Linked DNA regions of Homo sapiens: region 1 is linked to region 2. A link is a contact called in ENCODE Hi-C or POLR2A ChIA-PET data. All regions are on one chromosome and are shown on one strand. Each heading gives the region's core, a stretch centred on a gene start or an enhancer-like site at or near the end of the contact. The rest is flanking DNA. Distances are from core to core; before and after follow the strand shown. Region 1 overlaps SAMD3 (sterile alpha motif domain containing 3). Region 2 has its middle 38 kb from the start of SAMD3.

The links. A loop is a pair of places that touch in the nucleus more often than their neighbours do. ChIA-PET counts read pairs that join two places held with the same protein, here RNA polymerase II (POLR2A). Pooled maps may share reads with other maps.
Region 1: a pooled map shows a loop between it and region 2 (2.1-fold over the local background). The contact joins two enhancer-like sites. A Hi-C loop is called at or near these places in 4 of 50 pooled maps. POLR2A ChIA-PET finds 5 or more read pairs at or near these places in 3 of 52 experiments (T-cell, activated CD4-positive, alpha-beta T cell and activated CD8-positive, alpha-beta memory T cell).

What each region holds. Positions count from the first base shown.
Region 1 is chr6:130,181,127-130,185,385 of GRCh38, reverse strand. SAMD3 (sterile alpha motif domain containing 3) reads left to right here. Exons shown (of 12, transcript NM_001017373.4): 6 at 763-948; 7 at 1,199-1,283. Among named protein-coding and RNA genes, the nearest start is that of SAMD3, 40 kb to the left of the region's middle. RefSeq lists an enhancer at 1,414-1,463. Within about 2 kb of position 1,250, at least 4 of the 41 ENCODE cell types and tissues checked have a DNase peak (open chromatin) inside an H3K27ac peak, as active enhancers do.
Region 2 is chr6:130,259,307-130,263,565 of GRCh38, reverse strand. It overlaps a transcript of SAMD3 not described here. Among named protein-coding and RNA genes, the nearest start is that of SAMD3, 38 kb to the right of the region's middle. RefSeq lists enhancers at 2,724-2,843, 3,064-3,203. Within about 2 kb of position 2,610, at least 5 of the 41 ENCODE cell types and tissues checked have a DNase peak (open chromatin) inside an H3K27ac peak, as active enhancers do.

The DNA.
Region 1 (4,259 bases), core at 1-2,500, 77 kb after region 2:
CTGCACTCCAGCCTGGCGACAGAGTGAGACTCCATCTTAAAAAATAATAATAATAAAATAAAAAATAAAAAAGTGAATAGCTCAGTTAATTTTAGCAGCTTTATATGCTTGTACAACAAATAATCACTACCCATTTTATCCACCCTCATCCCCAGGCAACTCCTGATCTGCCTTCTGTAGTTATAGTTTTCTGTAGCCCTTCATAGAAATTTCATCTGGATAGAATCGGAATATCTGTTACTTATATTTAATTTGGAAACTAAGTTCACCTTATCAAAATAGGCAAAGACAAACTAAATTAGGTGGATCTTGTATTTAATTATAAACAACAGCAGAATAAATTAATTAGAAGAATTTTCTTAACAGGTGCTAAGACTTTATGGTAGGCCTCATTTGCTTTGCTGAATTGCAATGTATTTTCTTTTTGTTAAGTATATTGTCTAGTTTTGAGCTATGCATTACATTTTCTCTTTAAGAAAAATGAATTAGTATGCATTTCAACTTCAGGCTTTATTCTAAAGTCTATATTATTATGACTTTTTCTAAAGAATACATATTTATGTGTTGTGTGAATGGACAAAGACACTTAATGAGCCTTCAAACATTTGTGGATGGATGAATGGATGGAAGATGGCTTGATGACTTCCATATATTTGGGTCTCAGGAAAGTTGTTTATTTCATAAGTTCTCAGGATGTAGCAAATTAATAAACTGCATATATTTGGAATAGAATTTCATTCTTTGTGTGTTTTTATTTCACAGAAGAAATGTGAAACAAATTCTAGCAAGAAGCAAAGCATTACAGTGGACGAAGTCCTATGTTTTACCAGAGTTTCCCTATGATGTCAAATGCATGTTAGCAGAGCAGAAGTGCCCGGATCACAGCATGAGGATAAGGATCATTGAGTTTCTCCAGGCCGACATGACTAAGTATCTGGAAGGCTCACTGTGAGTGACAACAGGACAAGCTTGCTGCTTTGGGAAAGGGTCTGTTTCAGAATAGAGTAGAATTCCTGTGGAATCAACTCTCTTCAGATTGTGGATGATATATTGGTAATAGGTCCCAATTGCCCAATATTTAAATCTCTTTTTGTTATATAGAAAAATGTGAAGAAAAATGAGTGTAATTAGACTCATCTTAAAGGAAGGAATGTGGTTTGCTTGAAGTGAAACATATCCTCCTTGTTTTGGTGAACAGGTACCCCAGCACCCAGCAGTACAATGACGTGGTTAATGCCCTGCTGCAGGCCCACCCTTTCCTGGATGAGGATGGCTGTGGCTTCGTAAGTGACCACATGGCACCATCCTGTTAATTTCAGACTATCTTAAAATAATTGCCTTGTGTTGCCCAGTAATTTTATGCTTCACCCATCTTTTCTTGGTGTCTCTCTCTCTCTCTCTCATTCTGTCTATGTATCTAGGTCTATCTGTTTCTGTTTTTCTGACTCTTTGTCTCTTTAATCTCTCTCCAACTTTGTTTCTGTCTTTCACTTTCTGTTAGTCCATGCTTCTTTCTTGACTTTGCGCTCTCTCTCTCTCTGGCTCTCTCTCTTTCTCTCTCTGTCTCCTTGTCTTCCCTTTTTCATAACTTCTTGGTCTCTCTCTGCCCTGTGTTTCTTTGTCTTCTTTGTCTCTCTCTGTCATCATGTTGCTGTCCTGTCAAAACTGGAAGCTCAGTGCAACAGAGCTGATCAGGAGTTGCCTAGGGCTGAGGGTGGCCAAAATGGATAGTGATTATGGTTGCACAAGCATATAAAGTTGCTAAAATTGAGCTGTTCGCTTTAGAGTCTTAAGGGTTTTAAGGGTTAGGAAGGGTCTTTAGGAGATGTGACACATAGAAAGAGAAAGACATGGCTGCACCTGCTTCGGAGCTGTCATCAAGTGTTTCTTGCCTTCTCAGACCCAGTGGAGCTGTTGTCTGGCTTTGAGGTCTGGGCCTCCAGCCTTACCTGGCCCTGTCAGATCTCTGCTTTCTGTCCTGATAAAAACAGACCCTCAGGATGCTCTGGGGCAGCAGTTCTTTTTTTTTTTTTTCCTTTTTTTTTTTTTGAGACGGAGTCTCGCTCTCTCACTCAGGCTGGAGTATAGTGGCGCGATCTCAGCTCACTGCAACCTCCGCCTCCTGGGTTCAAGCAATTCTCTGGGGCAGCAGTTCTAAGCTCTGGTTGCACATTAGGATTCCTAGAGATTCAGATTGAATTAATTTGAGGATGGGATTATTCTAATGTACAACCACGGCTGAGAACCACTGCCGCTGACGTTTCAACACAAAGTTTGCTGTTTGAACCTGCCTGTCTCCTGGATTTCAAAGACCACTGTCTTCATTGCACAACAATGTGAATATAATCAACACTATTGAACTGTACCTAAGAATAGTTAATAAAAAACTGAGTGTTTATGATGCTGTAACTTTATGAGTTAAGGAACAATTACAAGGAACTGTAGCTATGTATACAAAAAGGTAGATGGTCTATTATTCCCTGTATCTCTATATGCCATATGCATACACATTGGTAGGCATATCTAAAGAAGATAGATGTCTTTTTGTGCTTTACTGTCTCAGATGTCTGTGAAAAGATATTTTTTGCTGTGCTTTCTTAAGGACATGGAATTTCAGCAATTATTTCCAAGAACAACAAAGGATAAATGCCAATTATCTATGAATATAAAGACATTTTAAGGCTCTGTTTCCTCCCTCCCTTCCTCCTTTCCTTCCATCCTTCTTTCCTTCCTTCCTTCCTTCCTCCCTCCCCTCCCTCCTTCTTTCTTCCCTCCTTCCTTTCTTCCTTCCTTATTTGTATTTACCCCTCCCTCCCTCTCTCCCTCCCTTCCTTCCTTCTTTCCTTCCTTCCTTTCTTCCTTCTTTTTTTGTATTTTCAAGAAAAGGTTCATTATATATGGAGAGAATCACAGAATTTTCTCAGTGGGAGAGGTAATTAAAGGTTTTTTTCACCACTCAGACTGAGGAAAGATGTTGTATACCATGTCTGGAAAAATGATAGTTATTGAAGCCAAGATTAGAATTCAGGTATTCTTGCTTCTAGGATGACATCCTTTCCAAAATATGCTGCTGCATATAAAGTGCACTACAGAAGAAACTGAATTTCCTCTAAAAAAACAAAACAAAGCGAAGGAAAAAAAACAAGGCAACAACAACAATACTACACAAACCTGGCATCCCAACATTGACAATCATGTCAATATGGCTGACAAAACTGATTCTCGGAATTTCTTCTACACTGGAGATACATCTACCAACTTAATGTCTAATCAGTGTTACTGTGTATAGAACTTGTGGTTTTTTTTTTTTTTTTTTTTTTTGAGACAGAGTCTTGCTCTGTCGCCCAGGCTGGAGTGCAGTGGCACGATCTCGACTCACTGCAAGCTCCGCCTCATGGGTTCACGCCATTCTCCTGCCTCAGCCTCCCGAGTAGCTGGGACTACAGGTGCCCCCCACCACGCCCAGGTAATTTGTTGTATTTTTAGTAGACATGGATTTTCACCATGTTAGCCAGGATAGAACTTGTGTTTTTTTTTTAAATTTACATTTACTGTTTGAATAAATTACATATTTACATAGCTCAAAATTCAAAAACTACAAAAGGGTATAAATAGAAAAGTTTCCCACCCGCCCTTGCTTCTGCAGCCACCTAATTTTCCTCCCCATAAGTAACCAATACTATTAGAGTCCCTCTAGAGAATCTTTGCATATACCTAAGCAAATCCATATTGATTCAATACCTTTTGACCTTTAGTTTGATGGTTATCAAAGTGAGACATGTACAAAGTAACAAATAATGCTTTCTTTGCTCTTGTGTCCATTTTATCCACATCTGTTCCCAGTGACATTCACTAAGGACCGTTAACTGATAAAGAGATGTGTGCAAAATTGCTTAGCAGATTAGGGCTCAGATTTGCACTCATAGAGTAGAAGGAGAAACTCTGGTGCCTGGATGGATGTTTACCCAAATTCTCCCTGCGAGTGTGTGTGAGGTTGTGTTTCTAATGTTACAGTGGAAAATGTACAAAATTTCAGAGAACATTAATGGGAGGCAGGGGTGGAGAAAGAAAAAGGGTGCACAAACTTGGTTATTTTTAGGGCTAAGTTTATTTTTAACTCTTAATTTTGAAAAATTTGGGGCCGGGTACGGTGGCTCATGCCTATAATCCCAGCACTTTGGGAGGCCAAGGCGGGCAGATCACCTGAGGTCAGGAGTTTGAGACCAGCCTGGCCAACATGGTGAAACTCTCTCTCTACT
Region 2 (4,259 bases), core at 1,361-3,860:
TAGGGTTTTCCCCTGGGACTATGGCCCACGACTCTGGAGGGGGTGGCGCTTTCTTGAGTCGGGCATGATGAGTCTATCCTTTTTTGCTGTATGAACAGCATTCTTGGTGGTTAGCAGCACAAGGTAGGGTCCTTCTGAGGCTGGCTCGAGTTTTTCTTCTTTCCACCTTTTGACGAGAACGTGATCTTCAGGCTGGCTCTGGTTTACCGGAAATTCTAAGGGTGGTACAAGTGCTAAAAGACTTTTAGTTTTTGAGGGAAAGGAAAGTGGAAGATAAACCAAGTATATAATTTTTAAGAAATTGATCTTTTGTTTTAAATGTGGGGACCTTGGCAGTGGACTTTATAGTCCTTAGTGCTTTTTTACTGAGAAATTTCCTTTAGCACCTATTTTTATTAGGTTTTAAACCAAAGAAAGCCAAATACCATTTTACATTTAACAATGCTTCCTGTATGATTTTTATACCAGATAAGTTAAATTTTACATTTATATTAGTGTGTTATTAATGTTAAACCTAATTTTAATAAAACCTTGTAGACATTTATCCAATTTTTAATATTTGACTATAAGGTAAGATTTTATAGATTCTTTTTAACCTTTTATAATTTTTGCTAAAGAGCAGGTTTGTGTTTTAAGGAAAACCTGTTATGCTTTTATTTTTATGTCCAGTTTACAGAAAAACTGGATGATACCTCTTTAACTTTGGCCAATGTCTACACACAGAATTTTTTTTCAATTAACATTTTGAAACTTGATTAAACCTTTAAAACAAAATATACATATTTATAACCTTTTAATGTAGGTAAAGCTTTACATTCTTATGGCTCCTTATAATTCTTACTACTAGAAGTATATTTTAATTTCTTTATATACCTTGCACATAAACTGTTTCTTTAATAGTTTTACATTTAGGAGGCCTAATTACTTTTAAATTATACAACATTTCTTGCATGAATTTCCTTTTATAACCTTTTTTTTTTTCAATTACCTGGGAGGAACCATCCATCATCCTGTCCTGAAGGGAGTTCCTCTTAGGTCTGGTTGGACCTTTGTATGGTAATTAAGATTTAAATCCCTTGTTAGGAAACCTGCTGGGTTAAGGGAATTTCCTTTTTTTTTTTTCTAACAGAATAGCCCCATATTTTAAGATTTTTGAGTTAGTAAGCTACTTTTTTGCCTTTTTGATTTAGGATAGCTCTGAACTGAACTAGTGAGGTGTGCTCACAATGAGGTTTCCTCTAAAAGTTTTTTTTTTTCTTACTTTTTTTCTGTTAGCAAAGCAGTTGCCACTACAAATTGAATGCATTTGGGCCATCCACAGGTTACTGGGTCAAGGATTTTTGATAGGAAGGCCTCAGTGCTTTCGAGATATGCCCTTGTTTACACTGACAACAAAGTGGTATTGGAGTGTTATAGGCTTACGAAGAATACCTTCAATTATCAATTACAGGTTTTAAATTTACCTTGGCTTTTAAAGGAATAGGGTACACCATTTTTTTTTTCTTAACTACTTGTATATATCTCTCTTTGACTTTGTCTTTCTCTCTTTGACTTTCCTTTTGGCTCTGTCTCTTCCTCTCTTTCTCTGCCTCTCTCTTTCTCCTCTCTGTCTCTCTCTCTGTCTCTCTCTGCCTGGCTTATAATGCAGTTCTTTGAACCACTGTGGAGAGATCTAAAACCAGCTGTAACCAAGTGTCTATGTATGGGAACTGGTCTGGATGCCCGGGATTTACAGGTTACCTTGTGCCATACCTTTGAAACAAGGGACCTGTCCAGGCTTCCTTCTGATGGCCAACCCACCTCTAATGCTGGCTGGTCTATTTTACACAAAGTTTTAAGTTTTCCTGGTGTCATAGTACTACATAGTCTCCTTTAAATCCTTTTTGAAATTTTTCAACATAGTTCCTAGTAGGGTGAGCTTATTTGTGCCTGACCCATGCTTCTTCGAGACAAAACACCACGCTCACACCACACACACACCACAAAACAAAGAATGGGTAAAAAGGGCACACACACACTTTTGCAGTTTACACCAAATCAAAATCAAAACCAAAATCAGAGTATCCAGAAATCAAAACCAAAGTATCAAGCAATCCAAGTCAAGTCAAAAACAAAAACCAAAGTGCTGGTACAGGCACACCGTGGGTGATCAGGCCATGCTTCCACTCAAATGGAGTAGGCAAGTTCCCAAGACCGGTCCTGTCAAGCAATTCAAACCAAGTCAAAACCAAAACCAAAGTGCCGATAAAGGCACGCCGTGGGTGATCAGGCCACGCTTCCACTCAAATGGAGTAGGCAAGTTCCCAAGACCGGTCCTGTCAAGCAATTCAAACCAAGTCAAAACCAAAACCAAAACCAAAGTGCTGATAAAGGCACGCCGTGGGTGATCAGGCCACGCTTCCACTCAAATGGAGTAGGCAAGTTCCCAACACCGGTCCTGTCAAGCAATTCAAACCAAGTCAAAACCAAAACCAAAACCAAAGTGCCAATAAAGGCATGCTGTGGGTGATCAGGCCACACTTCCACTCAAATGGAGTGGGCAAGTTCCCAAGACCAGTCCTGTCAAGCAATTCAAACCGAGTCAAAACCAAAACCAAAACCAAACCAAAGTGCCGATAAAGGTACACCGTGGGTCATCAGACCACACTTCCACTCAAACAGAGTAGGCAAGTTCCAAAGACTAGTCTTACCAAGTTTCAGATGTCCAGACTCCAAGTACCAGTTCCTTCCCGGTGTTCAGCCACTGCGTTGATCCTCCACAGGGGGCTGCCACACACTGCTCTGGTGAGGCGTCTCACTGGGCAAATGCCTACCCGGGAGTGCTCTCAGGATCCGCATGGCTTGGGCTGGTTGGAGTCCCCTGCAGGGATGTTCCACAGGGCAGGCTTAAGTCACCTAAGGAGCTGCCTCGACCATTCGCCAATCACCTTGCTTCCCGGTCAGGGAACCAAGAAATGTAGCAGGGCCAGCTGCAGACAAAACTCCTCAGACACTGAGTTAAAGAAGGAAGGGGTTTATTCAGCCGGGAGCATTGGCAAGACTCCTGTCTCAAGAGCCAAGCTCCCCAAGTGAGCAATTCTTGTCCCTTTTAAGGGCTCACAACTCTATGGGGGTCCGTGAGAGAGGGTCGTGATCAACTGAGCAAGCAAGAGGTACGTGACAGGGGCTGCATGCACTGGTGGTCAGAGTGAAACAGAACAGACCAGGAAGTTTCACAATGTCTTTCTATACAATGTCTGGAATCTATAGATAACATCAGTTGCTAGGTCTGGGGTTGAATTTTAACCACCAGGCTTAGGTCAGGCAGGCCCAGGCCTGGTTTCAGGTCTGGTTCCTTGGTTTTGGGTCTGGTTCCTAGGCACCGGGCTACCTGCCTTTAGTTTCACTTCTCTTTCCTTTTCTGAGTATAAAACAATATGAGAGGGTCTGTCTCTATTCTCTCACTATATGTAGTCCATTGTTGAACAAAACATTATTATGCAGTATGTGACTGTATCTATGATATAGAAAGGACTCTAAGAACTCAATAGTTCAAAAGACTAATTAGAAAATGGCCAAAAAACTGAAGAATCCTTGTGATGATGTACTTATTCTTATCTTGACTGTGGTAGATACCTGAAACACGTGATAAAATTGCAGAGAACTAAATGCAGCACACAAATGAGCACAAGTAAAACAAAAAAAAATTGAACAATTTCAGTGGATTAAGTTAATGTCAATATCTTGTTTTTAGCATTGTACTAAAGTTTTGTGAGATGTTATCACTAGAGGAATCTGGGTAAAGGATAGGCAGGCTCTCTCTGTGTTACTTCCTATAACTTTGCACATGAGTGCACAGTTATCTCAAAATAAAAAGTTTTGTTAAAAAAAATACATTGAGTCCAGGTTTTGTGCTCCTCTGACCTGGCAGGCCTTTTCCTCTAAATCGGGTACTGAGACAATGGTAAAGGGCCTGTTTCTATTCACTGTATCTTTTGATCATTTATGTGTTTCTATGGTTTGAATGTTTGTCCCTTCCAAATCTCATGCTGAAATTTTATTCCCAATGTTGAAGATGGGGCCTAATGGGAGATGTTTGGATCATGGAGGCTGATCACTCATGAAAAATTAATATCCTCACTCAGGTGAGTGAGTTCTCACTGCATTCATTCCCAAGAGAACTGATTGTTAAAAAGAGCTCCACGCTCTTGCTTTCTCTCTCACCATGTGATCACTGCACACATCAGCTCCCCTTTGCCCTCTACAGTGAGTGGAAGGAG